Linked DNA regions of Mus musculus: regions 1 and 3 are each linked to region 2. The links are chromatin loops, found by intact Hi-C in ENCODE. Cell type or tissue: left cerebral cortex. All regions are shown on one strand.

Region 1 (8,000 bases), 130 kb after region 2:
ATATAACTTCATGGATACACAAATAAACTAAACTTCTAGTCCAGAATACATTGAGAATAGCACTGGACCAAATAACAGAGTATGTGAAATGTGTCATTTGGCTCCAACTGTAGCTCGTACTGTAGCCACCCACCAAGTTGTTCAAACAAATATTATCACGTAGGGAAAGGGGCACAGATGGTATCCTATACGGCTGAGGATGAAACTATCTCAACTATTGATATTATTTTGAGTTCAAAATAATTGGTGCTTTCCAAAGAAGCACTGCAATACAGTTTACAGATACTGCTCGGATAGGCTCAAGTGGCACCAGGAGGCTAAGTAGACAGAAATGCCTTCTTGCAGACCTTGCCTCTCCCTAGCCTGGTGGATATTACCAACCTACTCCTGCATCCTGGACACTCAGGCACATGGAGTTCTAAGTTCTCCCAATACCAATGGATTTCTAAATAAAGCCAGAGTAGGAACTGAAACATCACAATACACTTGTGTGTGTGTGTGTGTGTGTGTGTGTGTGTGTGTGTGTGTGTGTGTGTGTGTGAAGTAACAACAACTGCAAGAAAGCCATAGCATGCTCTGCCCCAAATGTCAGTTTCTGGCATGCATCAGGCAGAAGGCTCTGGAACCTCGGCAATACTGCTTTTGGGTTTAGAGATGCTTTCTTCTTTTCAGCTGATCTTAAAATGTTAAAGTAAAGCAACCGAAGTGAGAACCAAGCGCTGCGTCTCATTTCTCTCTTCATTCGGTGTCTATCGTTGGATTTTTAAAAAGGCTGTGTCAATGCACCTTCCAGGTCTCCAGCCACCGAAAGGCTCTGAGTTGCTTCCACAAGGCCCCTCCATCTGACTGACATTACCTTCGGAAAGGCATGAGTTCTGAGAAAGGCCACAGACTCTTTGGATAAGCCCAGCCCAGGACAGGCACATACCTACCCTAACCTCCCACTGTGCTGCTGCGCTACTTGTCAAAGACTGGGAACCTAGCACCCTGGTCTCCACTGTTCACAGCCGGATTGGCTCAGCTATGCCAGGCCTGCACGCTCCACCTTGCTCTGCCATTCTTTCCTCACACCGGAGGCCTGTAGTGTAACCATCAGTAGCAGAACGGCAAGATTAGAAGGGGCTCCTACTTACATTTAAAAACCAAAACAGGTTATCTTGACTCCTTTGGCACTGGCAGCTGCATTGGCAGAAAACACCCTTGTACATTGGGGGAGGGGGTGCATGCGCACTCGCCAACCGGAAGGCCACAGCCCAAGCCCTACTTACAAGGCTGCCTTTCTCAGTCTCAATCACCCAGGAAACTTAGCTTTATAATCCTCTACACAGATGAACAAAACCTTCTGTTCGTGAGACATAAAATGGCAAGATTGCAGAGAAGGGACAACAGCAGTGTGCCCAACACAGGTGACCTAGAGAAAGGACGGTTGAGTTCCTGCTTGGCAGGGTATTCGTCACAAGACACCCAACAGAGAGAAAAGAAACACATTTCTGTTTCTCCACTAAGCTGGGACAAGCTGTAACCTTTCTAGGGACAAGGCTGAAGCTACCATCCGTCAGTGTGCACATAGCTTGCTGTTTAGCCTAGTCCTGGGGAATTTTTCAATGGGCAATTAAGATTTATAATCCAAATGGTCTCAAAATCGTATCTCTGAGAAATCAGGTCCAAATTAAATCAGCCCAGGCTTTTAGCCCTTCCTGTGATCGCATTTTCTCTCTTGAGCGAGTGCTTTTCGACACTCAGAACTTCTCCTCTTACAGGGCATCCTCAAAGCATCTCTGGCTGCAATCTCTGAAGCAAAATCCAATAGATGAGATGGAAAAGGGGGAACAGGACCAGTCAACTCCAAGCCTCGGGAAAAGATGTTAAGGGAGAGACCCTCACTTCCTCCAACCAATTCTTGAAAATGAATAATTTTAACCTCCTTTCTGGTTAATATCACTGGAACTTCTCTCAACACACACACACACAGTATATTTTACCAAACAAAAATGTTCCAATATAATTATCGTATACTGAAAGCCTAAAACACACCCATCAGAACTTTGAAATGAAAATGCACGCAGAATTCCTTCCCAGGAACATAATATATACGAATTTATGATTATATTTCTGTCTATATGGAATTTTAGAGTCCCACTCTTCACCAACTGACATCCGTAAGCCAGTGAAACAGACAGAGAAGTGACAGGTACCCCATCTCTCTGGTCTCTGACTTCTTGCCATGTGTGGGACAGCATCTGTCCCAAACATACACCTGCCTGATTCCTGAGGTGGGGACAGGAGAAAAAGTAAAAGGAACTCACATTTCCGTGATGTTCTCCGGGTCAACGCTGTTAGGTTCCAACCTCGGGAATGCCACGATGCCTGGAGAAGGCTCAGTACACCAAATCCTAGCGGAACTGCATTTGCAGGACGTCGGGCAGGCGAGAGAGGCCCTCCAGAAGCCCAAGACCAGCAGGCATAAGCCCCAGAGCCGCGCCATGGCGGGTCCATGCCACTTCAGCCAGGGCGACATCCCGAGCTGCCAGTGCCAGTCAGTCGGAGTGCGTGTCCCTACGCTGAGCCAGGCGTCCCCCGCCGGAGGGGGGAGGCCTTCCCTGCGCCCTCTTGCTGCTTGGTGCTGGTGGCCTCCCGCGGAGTGGAGCGTACCAGAGGCTGAGCCTGTCGGTGCTGGGGCTGAGCAGGTTGGCGCTGACCAAATGGTTCACAGTGGCTGGGACATCGCGGGCCGCTGCTCCGAGCCACAAGGCGGCTGCATAGTCCTATACGCCAGGCACCACTCGGTGGATCTCCCTGGACTCTTTGGGTCGCAGAACCGCTAAACCGGCACGAATATCGATATCGGTGCGCACCTCAGGGCTGAGGACAAACAGACATGGATGAGACTAATAGACCCCACACACCACCAACTGGGACACAGTCCCTCCGCGCTCTCCTCACCCTGAACCCCAAGCCTGGAGAATGAATGTCTGAGTGCCCAGCTCCCGCCCCGCCATCAACTTGCCCCTTAGTGCCCCCCCCCCGTGTGCCCGCCCTCCCTTCAAGCCTGAGGCCGAGGCATGAGAAGTCGGTAACGGGTCTTTGAGAGCAGATTCCATGGCATAGGCCAAGCCAAGGACCCTCCAAAGAGGCTGCGGCAGCGCTGGGGCCCCAATGATGCTGCAGAATCCTCCCCGGCCGCTGGGCGCGGGGGGAGAGGGGAGGTGGGCAGGTGGCGCGGCACATCCCACCTGGGGAGCAACTGCGGTAGCAGGACAGTGCCGGCCCAGGCCACCGAGGACTGTCCGCGCGGCTTCCCCGGCCTCCCGTAGCAAGCGCAGGGAGCAGAGCGCTGCAGAAGCAGCAACAGCAGCTGAAGCAGCGACTGGGCTCTAACCGGCGGCCGCCGCCGCCGCCGCCTCTGCTACTGCTGGCGAAGTGACGTGAGGGCTGACGCAGAGCAGGGGCAGAAACTCCAGAAAATTAGTATGAAATCCAAAAACACACACGCTCACACACGCGCGCGCGCACACACACGCACACACGCATAGCATAGCACCCTCCAGACAAAAGCAAGGCGGAGGGGAGGGAATCTGGGGGCGAGCGGGGAGGAGGAGGCTTGGTGCCAGCGGCCAGGCGCAGACAGCAGCATGTGGGAGTTCACACTCGCGCGCACGCACACACCTTGGCGGGGTAGCTGTGCGGGTGTGCATGTGTGCGCGTGTGCGTGTGTGTGCCCCCTTTAGACCCCGGTACATCTAAAATGCAGCGATGCTTCCTTGGTCCCTAATTCTTACATCTCTTCCACATCGCAGTACAGACTAGCTCCCCCTTTTTTAAATGGAAGCCCTGTTTGGTTAGGCTCTGAAAAAAATGCTCTGATTCGTATTGTAGGAATCCTCCCTTTTCCTTTTCCTTTCCCTCTCCCTCCCCGCCGCGTTCTTCTTTCTCACCATGCTCATAGGGGAAAGCAAGCTATTTCCAAAATATAGGGAAGACAAGCTACACCCCGTACAAAAATAAATATATAGCGCTGTACGTTAGTAACCAAGGACCATTGCCGGGTTCCGGACTACCTATTTAGGGGTGGATGGTTCCAAAGCTCTCCTGATGGGGTTTCTGCCAAGAGAGAAGTGTAGACAGCCTGCAGACACAAGTGTAGCTCTGATGGATCTTTCTCCTGCCGTTTGCGCCACAGAGAGAGCCCTGCGTGGGAAGGGAGCGCGCCGGCCGCGCTGTGGGTTCCCTAAATGCTTTGCACCGACCCTGGCCTGTGGAATGGATGGCTCCGCATCATCTTCTCTTATTCCTTAACCTGGCAGGATGCAGCCATTTGAGGATCACAGCTTCACTCCCCGCGACACCCACCCGCACGCGGAGCACCCAAGCCCCTGTCCCCTGCCCTGCCGTACCTTGCGCGTGTTCGTGTGCGCGCGTGCATGTGCGCCAACGTGTACCCTGCACCCGCGCTGCCCGAGGCAGGATGTGCTTCCAGCTACCGAGAGGCCGGGCTCCGGCAGCGCCCTAGAGTCTCAGTGGGGACACGTGAGATGATTCCGGAGGGTCGAGTGACAAACGTGCGGGTGCAGTTAAATGGTCGCTGCGGGCCATTCGCGAGCCTGATCTGAGCCTCCTCTCACCATTTGTAGCTGCGACCGCCCGCACATCCGCAGTCATTTAAAAGGGAATCTGGTAGATGCGCCGCAGTGCCTGACACTTTCGAGGGCTCTGGTGCCCCCGCGTGGGGAGAAGAAACCCAGCACGCTCCGGTACCTCGGGCCATTGCTACCACCGCATTAGGAACTGCGCTACCGGCGCACTGCAGCTCCAGATGCGCAACCGCCGCGCTGTGTGCACATTGCTACCCAGGCAGTGCGCCTCTCACCAGATCCCTACAATCTCCTGCCTCTGAAGTCCTCCACGCACCACAAGACAATGCGCTGGAGTCCAATTTAAGACATAAGAATAGTCATCCAACTGCCCGCAAAAGGCCAGAAATGAGAAGGATGATGTCAGGGGAAATGTTTGGGTCTTCGCACAGCCTTAAACATCACTAAGAAATAAAATCAATCTAGCAAGATTTTCACATAGATGTCATGCACCAGGGATAGAAATATAATCCTTACACATTTAAAACACCCGGCCGGCCGAGGCCTGGAGCAAAAACCAGCAGGTCACCTCACCCCCTTCCCTGAGCCCTGATACACCTTGGGGGCTTGGACCACCCAAGCTTCAGATAACTTCTCAGTTCTGCCTGCCACCTTTGCTGCTGTGGCAAGGCACAGAACCCCAAAGCTAAGACATCTTTGTCCAGGAGACACAGTTGTGCTGCCAATGTTCTTTTAGGGAGACTTTTCCAGACACATACACGTGCGTGCGCGCGCGCGTACACACACACACACACCTTATTGTGTATGTGTGTGGGTTACCAAATCAAGGGTATCAGAGGAAAGCTGATTTTCTCCTTCCATCACGCGTCCTGGGAGCAAGGTGAGATCAGACCAAGTGTCTACTCACTGAGCCATCTCTCCTTCCATTTGCCAGTGTCTTTTGTGGAAAAACCCCTAGGAACACTGAAGAGGAAGGGAGGAGTAATTACTGCCCCACTCCCGCCCCTGCGCACTCATGCGTGCCCCAGACTCATGCCTACTCTCACTCCATTTTTTCTCAGAAAATGTCCATTTCTATGATGGTGGCTACAGTATTGACGTGGCATCCAAGACTGGCAGAGTTTGTGTGGTTTATAGACAGGAAGAGTCTAATGAATGCTGGAATATTTGCAGGATTTGTAGAACGAGTACATGCTACTGTTACGTGCCACTTCAGTTAGGATGGGCTGCCCACTTCCTGCTCCCCGTTCCTTGGGCCACCGTCTTGTCTTGGTCCACACTATTTTGTCCTTTCAACAGACTGTTTATGGAAACGTTGAAGAGGCAGGAATGATTATCAACTGTGTTTATTAAACTCGCTCCAGATCACAGTAGGCATGTTTAAATATGTGCTCAATGGCAAATACAATAATTTGAATTTGAAGCATGCCTCACCTAATCTCTACCACAGCCAGCCCTCTGTGTGAGCTTTCCTGGACACAGTTCCTCTTGTCCTGCAGTCCTGTACTCCGAGTTCCTCTAGTAGCCAGGTAAGTCCTTCACTGGGCTTGGGGGGGGGTTGTTCTCTCATTCACAATGGTAATACCATGAACAATAACAGGACACACGATAATGCTCTCTTAGCTTATAAACTTGAAGATCCATATCAACTTTGAGACCAGAAAGCTGTTATACAAAGACAAAACTCCACTAACTTTTGCTTCTGACTGAGGATTGGTCTCTCAACCAAACAACTAATAATACATAAGAAAGGACTGGGTTGTTTAAGCAAATGGGCATCGGACAACAAAGAAAGACTGTGGCAGAGTCAAGGGAAATCAAAGTGAGCAGAAGGCTCCCAACAGGAGAGTGTATGAAAGCTAAGAAGTCTCCATCTTGATTAGCATATTCAGAGGTGAAACCGCCTGTAGCCAGGGGTAAAAGCCCTGGGCAGATGCAAAGGAGCTATATCAATCCCTGCAGAGACGCAAAGGAATTATGGCAATCCCTGCGCAGACACAAGGCATCTATGCCAATGAAAAGAATCAAAAGTAAAAAGTGAAATCACAGCACATCAGAATTTGTAGGGAGCCACTGAGCCAGCCGTTAGGAAGAACGCTACAACACTACACCCCAATCCTGGAAAAGAACAAATGTCCCTAGTCAGTGACATTGACTTTGAGTGTTGGGACCTGTAAAAGAACAAATTATCACAAAGAAATCCAAAGAGATGGAATAATGCAAACCAGAATGAAAAAAATAGCAAAAACACGTAAAAAAAACAGCTCTTTAAGATGAATAACATTGATAGACATCTGGTTGGGCCAATCAGGAAAGAAAGAAAGAGAAAGAGAGAAAGAAAGAAAGAAAGAAAGAAAGAAAGAAAGAAAGAAAGAAAGAGAGAGAGAGAGAGAGAGAGAGAGAGAGAGGAACAAAGAAAGAAACAAAGAAAGAAACAAAGAAAGAAAGCAAGCAGGCAGGCAGGCACTGGGGGGAGAGCAGGAGAGATGGTGCAGAGGCTCTGGTTTACTTCCCAACATCCAGAGTCACATACTATGGTCAGCAACCCACTGCCAGGACTTCTGATGCCCTCTTCTGGCCGCCTGAGGCATTACATGTGCATGGTGCATATACACTCACCCAGGGAAACACACAAAGTGAAAATAAATCAATATTTTTTAAAAGGGAGAGAAATGAAATAATGAATTCAACAAGAAACCCCAGATGATTTATAAATATTAACAAAATCACACAAGTATACTGTGAACAACAACAACTACACACACACATAAACACACACACACACAAAATTGATGACACAAATAACAACATTCTCTATACAGGAAACAGATAAACTGAGTAGTCCTGATCTTACGCAGATCTTTAGTTCATCTTTTAACATCTTCCCACTTGGGTCTGGAGAGATGCTCGGTGAATAAGGATGTATGCTATGCAAGCATGAGTTCAAATCCCAGAACCTACATAAATGGCTGTGCATGACTACAGCCCCAGAACTAGTAGAAACACGCAGTCCTGAAGAGCCCACCAGCCAGCCTAGACAAGAAGGTAAGCTTCCTGCTCAGTGAAGATTGTTCCAAGGCAATAATTCACAGAGTGAGGGAGAAATACACCCAGCATCTCGCTCTGGCTTTGCGTATGTGCATAGTTGTACACCCACATGCATATACCACCACCACCCCACTGCACATGCACACACACTCACACACACACACACACACACACACACACACACACACACATCTTCCCACAGAGAAAGTTCTAGTCCCAGATAACTTCACTAATTCTACAAGACATGGCAAACGATAGCAAAACTACCCACATTCTTCCAGAAAATGGAGAGGAACATTTTCCAGTGCATTCTATTAAGTCAGCATGGATGTTGTCTCAGTTAGGGTTTGCATTACCATG
Region 2 (8,000 bases):
CTGATTACAGTTTGATGGGGATTATTAAAAAGAGATAAAAGGGTGGAAAATAAACATAGGAGTTGTTTCTCCGTCCCTCCTTGGAAACGTAATAAAACTATCAGAAGGAAGGGGGAAAGCTTACTGCTCGTTAGTCTGTGGTTGGGCAGAGATTTTAATTCAGTAAACACAGGCTCTGAGATCTTGTGGCATGTGAGATGGACTTGACCAAATGACTGGAAAATTAGCATATGCCCTTGGCAGTCTCTCCCAGTCCTGGGCTGCCAGAAGGGGGTGCAGAGAGGACTCCATGTGTGGAGGCTGCTCTGTGTCTTTGTGCTGCAGAGGCCAAAGCCAAGTCAGGCCTTTGTGACACTTTGTTCTGCTGTCTAGATTCTGTGCATGGAGGTAGCTGGATATGATATGTCCTCTACCAACCCGTCCTGCCACGCCCCAGCCCTGCTGTGCTAATCTCTCTTAGGATCCCTCATTAGGCTGGCAAGATGGCTCAGCGGTTAAGAACACACTAACTGCTCTTCCGGAGGTCCTGAGTTCAAATCCCAGCAACCACATGGTGGCTCACAGCCATCTGTAATGAGATCTGATGCCCTCTTCTGGTGTGTCTGAAGACAGCTACAGTGTACTTACAAATAATAAATAAATCTTTTTTTTTTAAAAGAATCACTCATTAGATAGTGAAACAACCCCAGGGGGATGCGGAGGGCTGGAAATCAGGGGACATGAGCAAAGGCACTCGATGACATCGGTCAAAAGTACAAATCTGCCATGGCCAGTTGCAAACACGGTCTGGGTTCTCATGCTTCGCACCGAAACCTCCTGACCCAACCTGCCTCATAAGGTAAAAGGTGAAAATCAGGTGCTGGTGTTACCACCAGGCCCCACACTCATGTGCCGAGATCTGCAAGGGCTTCCTGAGACTGGGAGCAGACGCCTTCTCAGTGACTGGTTAACCTGACAATTCACCGTGGTCAAGAATAATCTCTGCTCGATGGCCAGGGCCAGAAGGGGTGAGCACGTTAAACTACGGAAACTGTACTGTTGGGTAAGCTCTGTAGAGCTGTGAGGAGCCCTGGGTAGCCTGTGGAAGACCGTTTGGCACATATTTGCAAAATCAATACCCCTTAACTACCATCAGCATCCTTTAAGTCCTGGGTAGACTCCCTTTTGATTGTAAGGTGAATTTACCCCAAGTTAACCACCACTCATGCAGTAACAATAACCCCTTCAGGGTGCCCAGAAGGTGGTCATGGGCTCAAATAAATCCAAGATGCAGTTGTTTAAATCTTATTTTTTGGCCTGTAGCCAAAGTGGGACATGCGGAAGGAAAGTCTGAAGAGCCTGTAATGGAGACTAAGGGGACGTGACATATGAGCAGTCTGCCGCCATAACTGGTCATGTCTCTCCAGGTACTGCTGTCCTTGAGATCTCTATCCTGGACCATAAAAGCTGCTCTCTGTCTCTGACATGAGTTGCTTAGTTGCTTAGTGAATGAACTGACAGGACATTGTGTGCCCTCTTGCTGGGGTAAAACATCAAAAGTATTTTGTAAAGAATATAAAAGTTTAGTTGGTAAAAAACCAAAACAAAACAAAAAACAAACAAACAAACAAAAAAAAAAAAAACCCACAAAGCTTCCTGGTATATACTCTGTACCAAATACCTTTTAACTAATGGAAGTAGTTCTCATGTAAGAATCATAAACCATACCTCTTGTGTGTGTGATTCTTACTGATGGAAACTCTCAAAGCTGTCCCCAAGCCATGATTTGTTCTAGCGCCCGCAGTAGGTAGGACTCCCCAAAATTCCTTATTGACATGTCTCAGCCCCCCAGACCACCGATGACACAGGGGCCATATGCGTGGGGGGGTAGGAGAGGGGGTGTGATCTACAGAGAACACAGGACACATGGAGATGAATCATAAAACTTTATTGGCTTGTTAAAGAAATGGATGAATTCAGCAAGTACATTTATAGTCTAGCCACACTGTTAAAACAGTACTTAAAAGTAAAATCTTTTTTAAAAAAAGAGATGCATTGTTTACAGGAAATGTGAAAAAAGAGACTTGAAAACCCAGAATATTATAGGGGAAAAAAGGCACAAAAGTGAGTCACGAGCTGCCTCTGGATTCCAGCAAATGGGTTTGGACCCAATAGGGATGAAGCCCAGGGACACATCTTTCTTGAGAATGTCTTGCTACTTCTTATTTGTTTGTGAGTTCATATATGCATCGGCTAAAATTAAGCTGGTGAGAAAAATTCCGGTTCTTTTCCTTGCTTCTTATACGTTTTTCTCCCTCCCAAGAACACTAAGACTCAGAACACAGACAATGGGGTGTAGTGTGGGTTTGGGAGTTGCTTCACTATCACTGGCTACCCTGAAGTGTGAGTCCAGACTAAATGCAGAGTGAATGATTTATGTCATGCTCGAGTAGCTTGGGAGGTCCCTCTGTCCCCGAGACCAGGACAAGGAAATAGTTATCCACACTGGGAAGCCGCCTCTCAAGTGAAAACTGCTATCAAACTTTCTGGGCCGGGAATTCTGTCAACCTAATTTAAGCCTGGCAGCACTCACCCGAAAGCAATTTAAATTCAGGAGAGCCCTCAGCTGTCCCAGGTGCCCTTAGGTAAACTTGACAGATTGCTAAGTATTGAGGTATGCAAAAGGAGCAGAATGTTCTTAATGGCAACTTCTGTACCAGGTTCCTTGGAGTCAGGTCTGCTGAGCTACAGGATCCCGGGAGCTCTGTCATCATAAAGCAGAGAGCCTGGCACAGCCCACACAGCTGGAGGCAGCCACCTCCTGAGCTCCCTGTTGTATGGAATCGTCCCCCTTCAGCGGAGCCCTCCCCGTGAATCTCTAGTCTAGACCAAACAAGATGAAGTGAGTTTCAATTAGAGTGTGAAAGAATGAGATGGAAGCAAAGGGAGGGACTCTAGACAGCATGTATCAAAGCAGGTGGAGGTGTGTTTCACCCCCTCACAGGCAGAAGTCAGCACAGGCTTGAGAGTCTAGTTTGCAAGAAGGGGTGGTGGAGAGTTCAGTGTGTTATAATTAGGCAGAGCTGCCAACAAAACCAGACAACATTCTCTGTCTATCATGGGGTCAGTTTAGAAAGATGGGGGTAGAGGGTGGGGGGGAGCAGAAGCAAGGAAGTGCCCCCTGCTTGTTCTCTCAGCATGCCCCTGAAACTGCATTCAGTCGCACACTCTCTCAGTCACTTACTCTGCAAACCCCTGTGTAAGCCTGCTCAGGCTTCAAGACCCCTAGCTATTGTGAGCTTGGTTCAGGGTCCCGAAGAGTAGAGGGCCAAGATGAAGGCAGAATGCGCTGGTTTTCTTGGCTGTGGGGAGGCCTGAGACTGGAGGGGTGGGAGGGGGGACTGCTGAGCTGATTCTCTCTAATATGTACTGGGGTTCATGTCTCCTACTGGGAGACAGCCCTCTTCAGTCTTAGGACAGTTTCTATGTTGGCTGCTGTGGTGTCAGAAGCTCTTTGTTACTCCATCTCAGCTGCCTGAGCGACCCAACCACGCCCCAGAGACCCAACCATGGCAGGTCAACAAGCTATGGAACCCTATCTCTTTGAGGTGATGTTTTGTAGCTAAGTAGGGCCATCAGTCCACTGAGGCCAGCATGGAGATGGGGGAGCGGGACTCATCTCATCTCATTCTGCTCTCTTGAGAGTCTAGAAGACATGGCACCTGGAGAGAAGGGATTTGTGTCAGATAAAGCGGAGGAGAGTGCTGACTAGGACCAGGATGGCTCTGCACTTGGAGAATGTTGAGAAGACAGGACTGTAGGGACAACCCAGCAAGGTGACAGGGCCTGGGGTCCCAGCTAGGAGGGAGTCACAGGGTAACAGACAGCTGTGCACCTTTGGACGGGTGAAGTTCCTGTCAGAACTTGCTTAATGCACCTGTCAGTGGCAGTCATGAAGAAAGAGAGTTTGCAGGGAAAGACAGACAGATACAGTGGGGAACAATGACTCTCTCTAAGACAGAAGGAACAGACTGGCGGCCCACAGGCAGGCTTTGTTGGCCTACATAATGTTTTAAAAATAACTGTGCCAACTTTTTAAAAATAGGTAGGTTTCATATAAAAATCCAGGTTTCACATCTTCTTTAGAGAATAAGATTTGGAAGCTTGGGTCCTTGCTCCCCCGGGACATGGTTGGCATCCTGACAGTTGCCCCTGGGTTTTAGGCAGGTACTGGCTCACCTAGACCACTGTGAGTGTGGAGACTTGCCTGGCACTGTAATGCCAGTTCCTGTCAGAGAGCACAGACCTAACTCCAGAAAAATAAAAATGTCCCTTCTCTCTTCCTGGCACTGTAAAAATAAAATACACACCATTGTGAATCCTCAGAGAGCAGATTTCTTCTGGGGGACCAAAGAAAGCCAGGGATAAAAGGAAGAGTATAGGAAAGGAATACTGTGTTGCTGATGGCGGTCCTTGGGGGTTATAAAGAAGAAAAGACAAAGAACACAGGAACCATAAGAATCAATTTTCTAATAGCCGCTGCTCTCCTTGTCCCCTGGAAGATGCCAAGTAACGTTTGATATTAAATCTCCTTATCTGTCCACTTCTTTACATCTCAGAACAAAAAAAAAATTACCCTACATTTCTCCTAGCTGTTAACTGAAATTATTCCCCCCCCCCTTTTTTTCTTTCTGATCTGAGGAACCTTATAAAATAATCTTTAAACAATCCATCATCCTCTTATGGAATAACATCAAAGCTTAAGTTTTTTGTTTTGTTTTGTTGGTTTTTTTGGGTGCCAAATGGCCGATATTTAAGAGTGTTGGTCACACTGAGACCCTGGCCTGCCTGCCTGTTTGAATTTCACTCTCCTTTCGGGGGTCAAGATTTCTGCTATTAGCTGGCCTCTGGGTAAGTCAACACCTTTGGGAAAGACAGAGATCTCAGTGGTGACAGGAGCTGTCACTTAGCTGCAGTGGGGGCAGTGCTGGGCAGTGGGGGTGTTCAGGACACGGAGCCTTCTGTGCTGAGACCCACTGTGCACCTGGAGACAAAGCCTCTGAGAGGTCTGTGGAAGTGACTGGCCCTCTCAGGCACAATGTGGTTGGCCAGTGCAAACACTCTAATCCACGGACTCACAAAAAGACCGGAATTGAGCCATACTGTAGTGGCTCAGTATAAAATACTACAGTATTCCCCTGATGTCAAGTGGGGCCTAAACGGGTTCTGGTTTATTAAGATTGATGGACATGCTTACAGAGGATTCAAAATAGTTCCCAAACATGCTGGGATTGTTAAGAGAAAAACCTAAAAATCCTTAAAGATAAACTACCTTTTAAAAAAGGAATGTTAATAAGTTTCCTCTCAAGCTATGCTCTGTGTGTGAGTGTATAATAGAGCTGAGTGTGGTTTTTAAATGAAATATCCCAGCCTGGCTCTGAAGGGGACCTCAAGTGAGAATGGAGGGACAGACAAAGTTGCTGCCTGGTGCAGATGGGATGGATCCCACAAAGGCCACTGCCATGACAAAGTGAATGAGAGGGGTACAGGGACGGGTCAGGTGGGGAGTGGTTGGGGGCTACAGGAATTGGTAGCTGGGAGACTGTTCTTTCAGCAAGGAGCCCACATTCATTAGCAGCTGGCCACCTCTCTGCTGCTGGGTCAGGACGCAGCAGTAGGGCAGCATGCTCCAGGGACTGTCCTTAGACATGCTCTCCCGCTCACAGCAGGCCAGCAGCTCAGCTTGCAGGCCTATTCACACTAGAGAACTGCAGCTCTGTAATTCAAACAGCATGAGATCTGAGGTGCTCTCGCTAGGCAAACCTCTAAAGGGCAGGTGGTTAGCAGAGGGCAATGGAAAGGGACAAGATTTTAATTCCCTATATGCATATACCCTACCATTATTTATTCTCAGGCTGTGGTTAATTCAGGTCCATACTCCTGGCCACACAGTCCCTGGTGCTGCTCCGTTCTACCTGCCGGGTGGACTTTGAAAGCAATCGTTAGCGAAGAGTTTGGGTCTTTGCTGCCAGCAAAACAAAGAACCTACTAATGACACCACCAATGTGCCTTTAAGTCTATCAGTCGCAGGGTTGTAGGTGGAAATCACAGAAGTTAGCAAAGGTTAGAGAACAGAAGATGTTGCTGAAATAGGTGTTATGTGTGGATTAGACTTTTAGTGTGCACTTAGACCTAGCTATGACTTTAGATAGATGACAGATAGATAGATAGATAGATAAATAGATAGATAGATAGATAGATAGATAGATAGATGATAGATAAGTAAATCGATGATAGGTAGATAGATAGATGATAGATAAGTAGATCGATGATAGGTAGATAGATGATAGATAGATAGATAGATAGATAGATAGATAGATAGATAGATAGATAGATAGACAGACAGATAGATATGATAGAGAGGTAGGTAGATAGATGATAGACAGATAGACAGACAGATAGATATGATAGACAAACAGATAGATGGATAGATGATAGATGCAGAGTTTTTAATTTGCAAATCACCTTTAATAAACAGAAGCAATTAATGTCAGCACATTTTCCGTATAGTCAAACAGCTCGCTTTTCATTAGAGAGGCATAATCCAATGAGATTTCACTTCGATTCTATATTTGAACTATTGTAAGAACAGAAGGTGAATCTAAGTGTGTTCTTCTGCTGCTTCTCAGCTGCCTGACCCCTGCCTCTGCCTTGGGGTTCCCCAGTCACAGCTCACAACAAGCAGGCTGCAGACATCCTCGGAGATTACCCATTTCCACCAGACACCCTCAAATAAGCAGCACTTCCTGGGATAGGCAACAGCAGTCCCAGAGTTCAGCTCACAGGGCGTCAGGCAACAAGCACCACAGCCCCAGCCTTTGTCTTTCCTTTATCTCAGCTACCCATCCAGTGGGATCTTATGAAACAAAACAAAACCTAAAAGAAACACAAAACGAAACGTAAGTCATGCTCAAAAGAAAAAAGAAATAACAACAGAAATTCACATGCAAACATAGTCACTTTAAAAAGAACATACTACATCAAAATAAAACAACATGGAATATGGTTTCAAAAGCAAGGCAATACATAATAACACAAATTGGGATCACACGGGCATCACGTGACTGAGCAACTTCGTTTTAAACTCAAAATCAATTTATGCGATACACAAGATGCGAGGAAGAAATGCAAACAATTTCTGCCCACAGATCTACTCACAATTCTATCAGACATTAGCAGCTTAATGTAAGGAGGAGAAATCTGCACATGGGATAAACAATCCTCGGAGAATTTGTAAATACTTTCTTATGAGGGTAATTGGATTCAGCAACAACTCACTATTCAAACCCCAATTCTCTTTACTTTCTTAATTTCATCAAACTATTTCAAAGTAACTGACTCATTCATTACTCAATAGCTGGGCCAAAACCTAGAGGGCTTTAAATCATCAAATGTTGGGCAGCACAACAATCTAGATAGTTTTCTCAGAAATTCTAAACCCTCCTAAATACAAGTATGTACTATACTATGAATATGATATCCACATAAGTGTATCGCTCATTACACAACCTAATATATATCATTAGAGCATGTCAAATATTGCATATTATTTGTGACTATATGACATAGGAGAGTCATAGCTATATGTCTATATTATATATGGCATATATTATTAGCTGCTAGAGAACAATTATTGAATGCAGATGGAAACGCCAACCCTATAACAGGTGATACAAGCTAGGAATGTTGAGTTCCTTGACTCCAGATACCTCGTTGCCCTACAGATGGAGAAAGAATGTGTAACGGTATCTTAAAGCTTATGTTCTCCGTGCCAGGTTCTCTTTCAAATGCTGTGTTCTAGTTATCCCATTGACTTTCCCAATAAAACAAGTTCTCTTATCATGCCCTCTTTACTGATGAGGAAACTGAGGCCTAGAGAGTTAGGTAATTTGCCCAAGGCCCTACAGCATCCTGTGGTACAGCTCCAGCCCAGCCCAGGAGTTCTGAGTCCACACCACTGT
Region 3 (8,000 bases), 140 kb before region 2:
CGTGCCTGCAGAGGACTTTCAGAGCCACCTGTAACTGTGGCGCATTCCCGTTTAGTTCTTGTGTATTTCTGAAGGAGAACATATATAGTCTTCCAGTACGGAGTGGCTAACAGGGAAAGCCCACTATGGTCAAGTGCACCCTAGGGTGAATGTTGCCTCTGTAAATGAATGAGTTGGTGAGTTTTGCTGAGATTGGAGAATAGAGAGGCATTACCTGGCGAGGTGTAACCTTGCTGAATCAGGTGTAACCTTGCTTACCATTTTCCCATCTCCCTCAGCCTGTGCCCCTCACGGCTCCCAGTTACTTGTACCTCAAGGCAGTCAACATTGGAGCATTCCCTTCTCCAGGATGTGGAGAAACTGTTAGCACGGCCTCAAACTACTTAAGCATTCCTGTTCTAAACCAATGAGATGCTAGCACTGTGCAGAGCACACATCCCCAATGCCACTGGAGGCTCTGGTGGAGTTTGGCAAGCTTGAGAGAAGCATGAAGACCGTGCAGCCCTGGCTCACTGCAGAGAGAGTTGGAACTACAGACTTGATCAAACTTCCCTATGCTCCAAAGACCAGTAGCTGGCACTGCCTTTCTGACTGGGCTAAAGTAAGTTTATAGAAATGAGGCTATTGTAGCTAATTTTAATTACCAGAAGAAAACTCAGAACTGTGTCGCTATGAGAGTCTAAATCACATAAAATCCCCCACACCAAAGAAGATAAAAGCACATTAATCATGCCATAAACATTCACGTGGGCAACGGTTATATATTATAAAATGAGACCATGAAAAGGTACTAATGTTTTGCAGTATTGCTCTAGCCCAACCTGCAAGCCTCCTCTCAGAGATGCTCTCTGTGGGCTTCCCAGCACTCACACCAAGCCGGACTCCCCTCCCCCTTGCAGTGTTTTGCAGCCCCAGCAGTTTGTTCCACACCACTCACTATCTGGTGTGTGTCTATGGATTATTTGACAATGTAAGATTCCCTACAAGGCTAATACACCTTTGCCCACCTTTTCCTCCCTAACACCCAGCATGGTATTTGTTGGAGAAGTTTCAATAATTTTCTCTCTGCTCTATCCGGAATGTTTGGCAGTCAAGGAAAGGCGGGACGAAGTGACGTCCTCTTTAAATGGAAAGGTGTGCATCCGGAGTCATAGCTCAGTGACAGTCCAACCCTTGCCCCTGAACATAGTAAACTTAGTATTCTTGCAGGCAGTAGGAGCAAGGGAGTGGGTGGAGGGAAACCAAGGAGAAGTTAGGCAGAGATTGGCACAACTTCCAGAAAGTGCACTCTCATAACTAGAGTTGAGCTTTGTCCCAGACTAAATCCTAACACAAGATGTACAGAGATGTCTGAGAGCTGCTTGAGAGAGTAGCAAATGATGAAGGAGAGGGCTCATCAAAATGAAGCTATGACAAAAAAACCGTCTTGGTCTTTATAGGTGCCCTAATGGGAAAGAAGCTAAGGAACAGCCTTGGGCAGGCAGTGTACTGGTTTCAACTAGGCTCTTGGCAAGGGTCCTTGTAGTGTGGAGAGGTGGAGAAATACGGGTTGAACTCAGCTAATCAAGCTGAGTGTGCACATGCCCTGTTTAACACCAGGCTGTCCAGTGTCAGTTCCCTCGTAGGCTGTTGATTTATGAGATAGCCTCTTCCTATGTTCACATATAATTACAGCAACGAGAGCTGATATGATAACTGCCTATTGCAAAGACAGGCAGTGCCTGAGGTGCACAGATTCACACAGGTCTCCTGGCAAAAATACTATGGCTAGTAAAATGTAAAAGTTGAAGAAGTTGAGTCTTTGGAACTCCGGGAGTTCATCCCATCTCGGGGTCTGCAGGGTCTGCCCTGTCTGATTACATGTCCTTGCATCAGGTTGTGACAGATGCTCCTAGCTAGTAGAAATTCATGGCACATGTGTAATAAGCACTGTTGCATGATGTTCAAGCACAGGGCTACTGAACCAGAGCACACAGACCCTGATGTGTTCTGTGGACTTGATTCACAGGAATTGCACACACACTTGATTCACCTCTGGGTCCAACGTTTCTTTCGGCTGTTAACATGGGTAACAAACAGAGGTGGTGTCAGCAGAAACTCCAAAGGTAATACACATATGAACTGGTGACTTAATGTCATGCCATTCATTGCTGCTGCACATATTCAAAACATCCTTTATGCTACCACTTTATATTCACCCCCAGGTCCCATTTAATGCTTTAATCATACCTCATACCGCAATTTAAGATGTATAGCTCTGCTTCTACTCGATGGTATTATTTTGTAACCATGTCTATTTTATTTTAATGTTTTAAATGTTACATTATAGCAGGAGTCTCCAGTCCTTTTCAAAGTGCTGAAGACCTGAGCCCTGTCCCTTGTTGCCTAGCATATTCTACTGTGTGTGTGGCTTATCCTGTGATGGCTTCCTTTTGTGGTGTGTGTTTCACCCTTAGACAAATTGTTAGACTCACATGGCTGACAGTGGTAAGAGATGGGAATTGTCGGCTCACCTCAAAGTGCAGGGGAGGGACTTTACATGGAATGGTAAGACGTGCTCTCAGTGGGGCTGCTGATGCTGACATGGTTCAGCAATTAGGAGCACTAGTTGCTCTTGCAGAGGACCTGGGTTCAGTTCCTGGTACCCACATGGCTGCCCACAATGGTTCTAACTCCAGTTCCAGGGTGTCTGATGCCCTCTTCGCTTCCACAGGCACTACACACAAGAGGCGCACACAGACGCTAGCACACTTCAATAAAAATAAATAAATCTTACAAATAAGGGTTGTTTTTTTTTTTTTTTTTTTTGCAGTGGTGGTGGCTGAGGTTGCCAGGAAGGGCCTGGGCAAGAAACCCGGAGCATGAATCCGCAGGAAGTTAGGGATCTGAACTAGTTCTTTTCACACTGCTGGAAAATCTCTCACATATCACCTTAGAAGGGGAGAAAAGAGCAATATTATATGAGTGGACTCATGTCCATAATACAAGAGTGGCATGTCATATCATAGACACGGGGGATGCAGCGGGAAAGTAAGTACGGTGAGCCAATAGCAATCTTGAAATATTCCAAAAAGGCCTAAGTCGGTGCTCCCACCCCTGAGAGCCATCCTCCACTCAGAGTAGTTTATCTGAGAGAGCCACATTCTAAGCATGGAGGCGGGAGTCCTGGGTAAGCATCAGCACGGGCTCCCTGCTGCTCACCAATGGCAACGAGAGTCCTAAGAACCAGTCACACATTCCCACGTCCTATCTCCCGTGGTACCCTCATGACAGCATGAGGCAGCAGGCAGAAAAGACATTTCCACTTTGGTGAACTTGGAAATAAGGGTCAGAGAAGTTGATCCAATGAGCCGAAGTCGCATCACGCTGTGCACACATAACAGAGGAGCAAACAGATCTGGGTCTCTGTGTGATGGATGGTTCGTGTACCAGATGTAGAAATGACTCAAAATCACCTTGTTATGACCTTGAAAGTTAACCCTTTCCACCTCCTGGAGGTGGGGAGTAACCTCAAAAGATGCCAGGACACTTCAGGAGGTGACTTTGCCTCTCTGAATACTGTTTTCTTCATCTGCAGCATCAAAACACAGGTGTAGGAAGGGCTACACATCTGTGACTTCAGATACCAAGGCAAGAAGATGAAGAAATGAGGGGCAGCTTGGGCTAGCTATGTGGTGAGACTTGGCCTCAAAAATCAAAGCACCAAAACAAAAGCAGGTGGTTGAGCTGGCTCCATCCAAGCTGAGGTATTAAGGTAGAATGCGTACCCTTCCTTTCAAGGTCCAAAATCAGCTCTCTAATGCACTAAAATGAGTCTTCTTGGGGCAAACTTTTTTTTTTAATTACAATTAAGCCTACCGAGTTTTCTAGAGAGAACCTGCTGCATGCTAGAAGAGAGCTGTGAAGAATTTAGCTGAAGGAGGCCGAAAGAGCACTACCACCCAGCTTAGCTGGCCCCGGTTTCTCTTTGCCCTCCGCACAGGCCACCCATCCCTCCGAACCCATTCAAAACAGGAGGGTTCCCGGGCTGTGCGCAAAGGCAACGCACGAGGCCCCATCCTCCGCAGCCCCCGCGGCTGCATCCCGTCATCAGAAACATGTGAATGAACCAAATTATCTCCAGGGCTCAGGGCGTGGGCCACATAGCCAGGCTCCACCGTCAAAGGATCCAGCGTCATGTTCTCCACCCCCTTATGTGAAGGCTGGTGCTGTCGTACTGTGCTGAGGGAGGCAGCCAGCCTGGAAGTGCCATGTAAGGAAGAAACTGTTCCGTTTCGGTGTTCGGCTTCGAAAATAGCTGCTAATAAAAAGCCTTCGTACTGTGACACTTCAATACAGACACCCACAAGGATACCTTGACAAGCTGTTTCAGTCTTCGCAAGCCTTTTCTTGCGCAAGGCCCCACCAGTCACCCACAGACACAACCCTGCAGAGACAGAGGCGGCCAGCAGGGGTCTGCCTAGTCTGCTGGGCCGGGAGCTCAAGCCCTGCTGCTCTATCGGAAGCTTCTGCCTCCTTTTCCAGCTGCAGCTTATGGTGTGTCTCGCTCACTACATTCAGGATATCTAGGACAGTGCCTACCTAGAGGATGAGCCAAACTCGCCCCGCAGACAAGGTGAGGGGCGTGTGTAGGGGGGAGCCTTAAACAATCTTCATTCACAAACTGATCCAAATAGAAGATTTGAAACATAATGGCAAACAGCATTGCTCAAGGAATCTGAGCTCTGATGGCAGACAGCAGCAGGGTGTGGCTGAACGGTACTGACGAAAATCCAAAGACCTTTCTCACTGGAAGTCCTAAAACTGTATTATGGCCATAACACCGTCTCCACTAGGAAAACAAAGGATCACACTTGAGAGAATTTTTAACAGCACATGGCCTTTCCCCACTGATGTGGTGCTGAATGGTGCATGCTAGGCTCCTGCTCCCTAAAGTTGTAACTTTCTGAAGTTCTTATTTTAAGGTGCTCAGTAAGTCGCAGAGCTGGGCCTGAGCTCCTCCTGCAGCCCAGACAGGCCTTGACCCTTCTGCTTTGACCTTCCTCTCCTTCCACCTCGGTCTTTCAAGTATTGAGGATTATATAAGCCTGAGACATGGAGCCTGGCCTCCCTGGCCAATTTCTCGATAATTAAGAGCAATCGCACAGTTTCAATTTAAATCAAGGCATGGAGGTCCAGGGAGTTTTCAAAATGAGCAAAGAAACAAGCGCCCAGGTATCCATGCCTATGGTCAAGTTTGAAAATTTGTTTGTGGCGAGGAGTGGGTAAGGTCATAGGTTCAAGAGAGATTTTTCTCATCAGAGCTCAGAAGGGATTTTGTTTGATAATTCTTTTATCATGTTTGTGTACATGTATGCACATGTGTGTGTTTGTGTGTGAGTGTTTGTATTTATCCGTGTTGAGGCCAGGGGTCAATTTTGAGTGTCATGCCTCAAAATTTTTAATGTTGTGTTTGCTGTTGTTGTGGTTGCTGCTGCTGTTGTGGTGGTTGCTGCTGCTGCTGCTGCTGCTGTTGCTGCTGTTTGAATCAAAGTTTGAAACAAGAGTTGGCCTGGGTCTCAGTGATTAGGTTAAGCTGGCTGGCCAGGGGTCTCCAGCTTCCGAGTGTGAGTTTATAAAAGTGTGCCACATGCCCAGCTTTCCCCCCTGTCTTTCCTTTAAACATAGACTCTGTAGATCAGACTTGGTTCCTCATGCCTACCGGGCAAGCACATTGCTGACTGTGTTGCCCTTCAACCTTAGATAAATATTTTTCTGGAGCCCGATGTGTGCCTCACTCTGTCTGGAAAGCGAAATTCCTCAGACTCTCTAAGCTTCTGCTAAGCTGTGTTCACCACAGGCTCGCCAGCACATGAAGCCCCTGTCACACAGCAGAGGACACATTCTGGTGTGTTAATGTTATCTAACCTGCATCCCGTGCTAGGATAGGTTGCTGTGATAATCTCTGTAGTGTCTGACAGGTGGACAGATAAAACAAGGGCAGGTTTGAAAGAATCTCTTGAGGACCGACATTGTCAGAACTCATGCCCTGGTGGGGCTCCACAGTTTCTGGCCAGTGTACCTAGTGCAGTGGACAGCATCCTTGCTTTGGAAGAAGAATACGGACCATTCTTTTCTGAAAACTCCTTTTAGTGTGATCAGCAAGAATCCAGTACACGTGGGGCACTTGGAGTTTAACACCAGAACACGTATGCTGCACACGAGAACCCTTTGGCATTAGGTATGGATTTTTTAAGGTTACTAACAGCCCTACCTGATACTCTCCTCCCTTTAAAACTCAGCCAAAGTCTAACTTATTTTCCCATAGAATTTTATAGATCTCCTCCCTCGCCTCCAACAAAATCAGTTTTTTTTTTCTGTACAGCATGTATCTCCCTGCTTAATATCAGACTGAATCATTCATGTGTCTTCTCCCAGGGAGATTTTCTTTAGGGACCAGAACATGTCTTGCAGAAACCCAGTTACGAAGTCTATTTGGAATGCTATCTTAAGTTAATCTAGCCATTCATCTGCCTAGTACTTCCCAGGAATGGGCATAGAACAAAAGCCAAGACTACAAGATGCAGGGAACACTACTGATATTTTCTGCCCACACGGCTTTCCAGTGCTTTCTTGAGCAAGTCCATGTTTGAGCCTGAGAAACTTCTCAGAGTCGGACCGAGGCTGGCATGACTCCCCCTACTCACTGCTCACCCAAGATGAAGAAGAAGCTCTCCTACTTCAGCAATAATCCTGTGTAGGCAGAAAAACTTTAATTGTACAAGTATTATGTAAATGTAAGTTATTTAATTAAAAAGGAGGTGGGGGGGGAAGCCTTCACAGGAAGTAGCTATTTTTTTTATATATATAAAAAAGATGAGAGAATTTTGTTTCTCTTTACTGCAGATTGTAAGTAGCTCACTGATGGGCCTTGAGATGACACATCCTTTGTAGAGAGGGAACAGCCGCCTTCTGCTTCGAGGAAAGATGAAGTAGCAGAGATGAGTTCCCCCCACCCCCCACCCCAGGCAGCCTAACTATAAACCGTTTCCACACTACTTAATAAACGTAAGGACGGCTAGTACTCCTTGAGAGGTAAGTGGTCATGGGGAGTCAAGAGAGCACTCAAGTCTAGGTCCCTGAAAGTTCCACAAGATGGCTAATCTTCACTGTCAACCTGATTACACTGGGGGCTACCAGGGAGATTGATGGAGTAAGACCCTGGGTGTGTCTGTGGGGGCTTAGCTGAGAGTTTAGCTAAGGCCAGAAGGTCGGCTCTGACCTTTCTGCAGGCTGCAGTCCTGGCTGAAGTAAAGGGGAAGGAAGGAAAGGCCAGGATACAGGTCTTAGTCTCTCTCTCTCTCTCTCTCTCTCTCTCTCTCTCTTTCTCTCTCTCTTGTTTGTATATTTCTTTACCTCCCACCCACCCTTTCCTTTCTACATTTTCCCAGCATGCTGTGATCTGACATGGCATGTGATCCCATGAAGATGTACCAAACTCACTGAAGCACCAGGTTGCCCGTGAGAACAGCAGTCCTTGGAAAGGAAACCAAAGGCTGAAGGTCACAGCACTGGGTGCTCACTCACACAGGGCAGAGAGAAGTGCTGGCTTCCACAGAGCAGAGGGCGAGAGTCCACCCTTCCAAGTATCTGGGGTGGGCCCTAAAGTTGCTAGTGCTCTTAACCTTGCCTGGGAAAGTTCAAAAATCAACACACCAAATATAAAATTATCCTTACGGGATGTAGCTGCTTGCCTGAACAGAGGTCAGAAATATTTATAGAAACACAAGACCACTGAGCATTCGATAAGGAAAAGACACAATGAGGCTTCCCATGTAAAAGGGTTCAGAAAGATATGCACTGCAATGAAGAGAAAATGGAGTCGACTGAGATTTATGCAGAAATCACTGCAGAACGTCAGGGAAACACCTGAAATATTCACTGGGACTGTTTCATCTCTTGAGATGCTGGATAGGTGGCTGAGATAGGAAGAGCCTCCTGCTGAGCCTTTGGAAGTGATA

The links. A loop is a pair of places that touch in the nucleus more often than their neighbours do. Peaks named below come from ENCODE experiments on the same cell type or tissue, not always from the same donor. Only the 100,000 strongest peaks of a DNase experiment are listed, where the experiment ranks them.
Region 1: a loop joins it to region 2, with 2.6 times the contacts of the local background. A loop is called at or near these places in 4 of 42 quality-filtered maps.
Region 3: a loop joins it to region 2, with 4 times the contacts of the local background. A loop is called at or near these places in 4 of 42 quality-filtered maps.

Annotation. Positions count from the first base shown.
Region 1 is chr13:58,803,247-58,811,246 of GRCm38, reverse strand. Ntrk2 (neurotrophic tyrosine kinase, receptor, type 2) reads right to left here and starts at 3,550. Exons shown (of 18, transcript NM_001025074.2): 1 at 3,234-3,550; 2 at 2,307-2,862. The coding sequence starts at 2,518. In left cerebral cortex, CTCF peaks have their summits at 2,627, 4,723 (motif pointing left) and 7,177 (motif pointing left); DNase peaks (open chromatin) are centred at 3,517, 3,932, 4,192, 4,703 and 2 more places; H3K4me3 peaks cover 5,019 bases; H3K27ac peaks cover 4,922 bases.
Region 2 is chr13:58,930,938-58,938,937 of GRCm38, reverse strand. The region is part of intron 12 of Ntrk2 (neurotrophic tyrosine kinase, receptor, type 2); the gene reads right to left. Among named protein-coding and RNA genes, the nearest start is that of Ntrk2, 130 kb to the right of the region's middle. In left cerebral cortex, no CTCF peak of the experiment used is centred here; DNase peaks (open chromatin) are centred at 2,218, 2,729 and 4,020; H3K27ac peaks cover 5,503 bases.
Region 3 is chr13:59,070,212-59,078,211 of GRCm38, reverse strand. All of the region lies in intron 16 of Ntrk2 (neurotrophic tyrosine kinase, receptor, type 2), which reads right to left. It overlaps Gm53063 (predicted gene, 34245), which reads left to right and starts at 4,498. Exons shown (of 4, transcript NR_168904.1): 1 at 4,498-4,615; 2 at 6,133-6,220; 3 at 6,606-6,776; 4 at 6,886-8,000. In left cerebral cortex, a CTCF peak has its summit at 4,449 (motif pointing right); DNase peaks (open chromatin) are centred at 3,274, 4,273, 6,620, 6,922 and 1 more place; H3K27ac peaks cover 6,451 bases.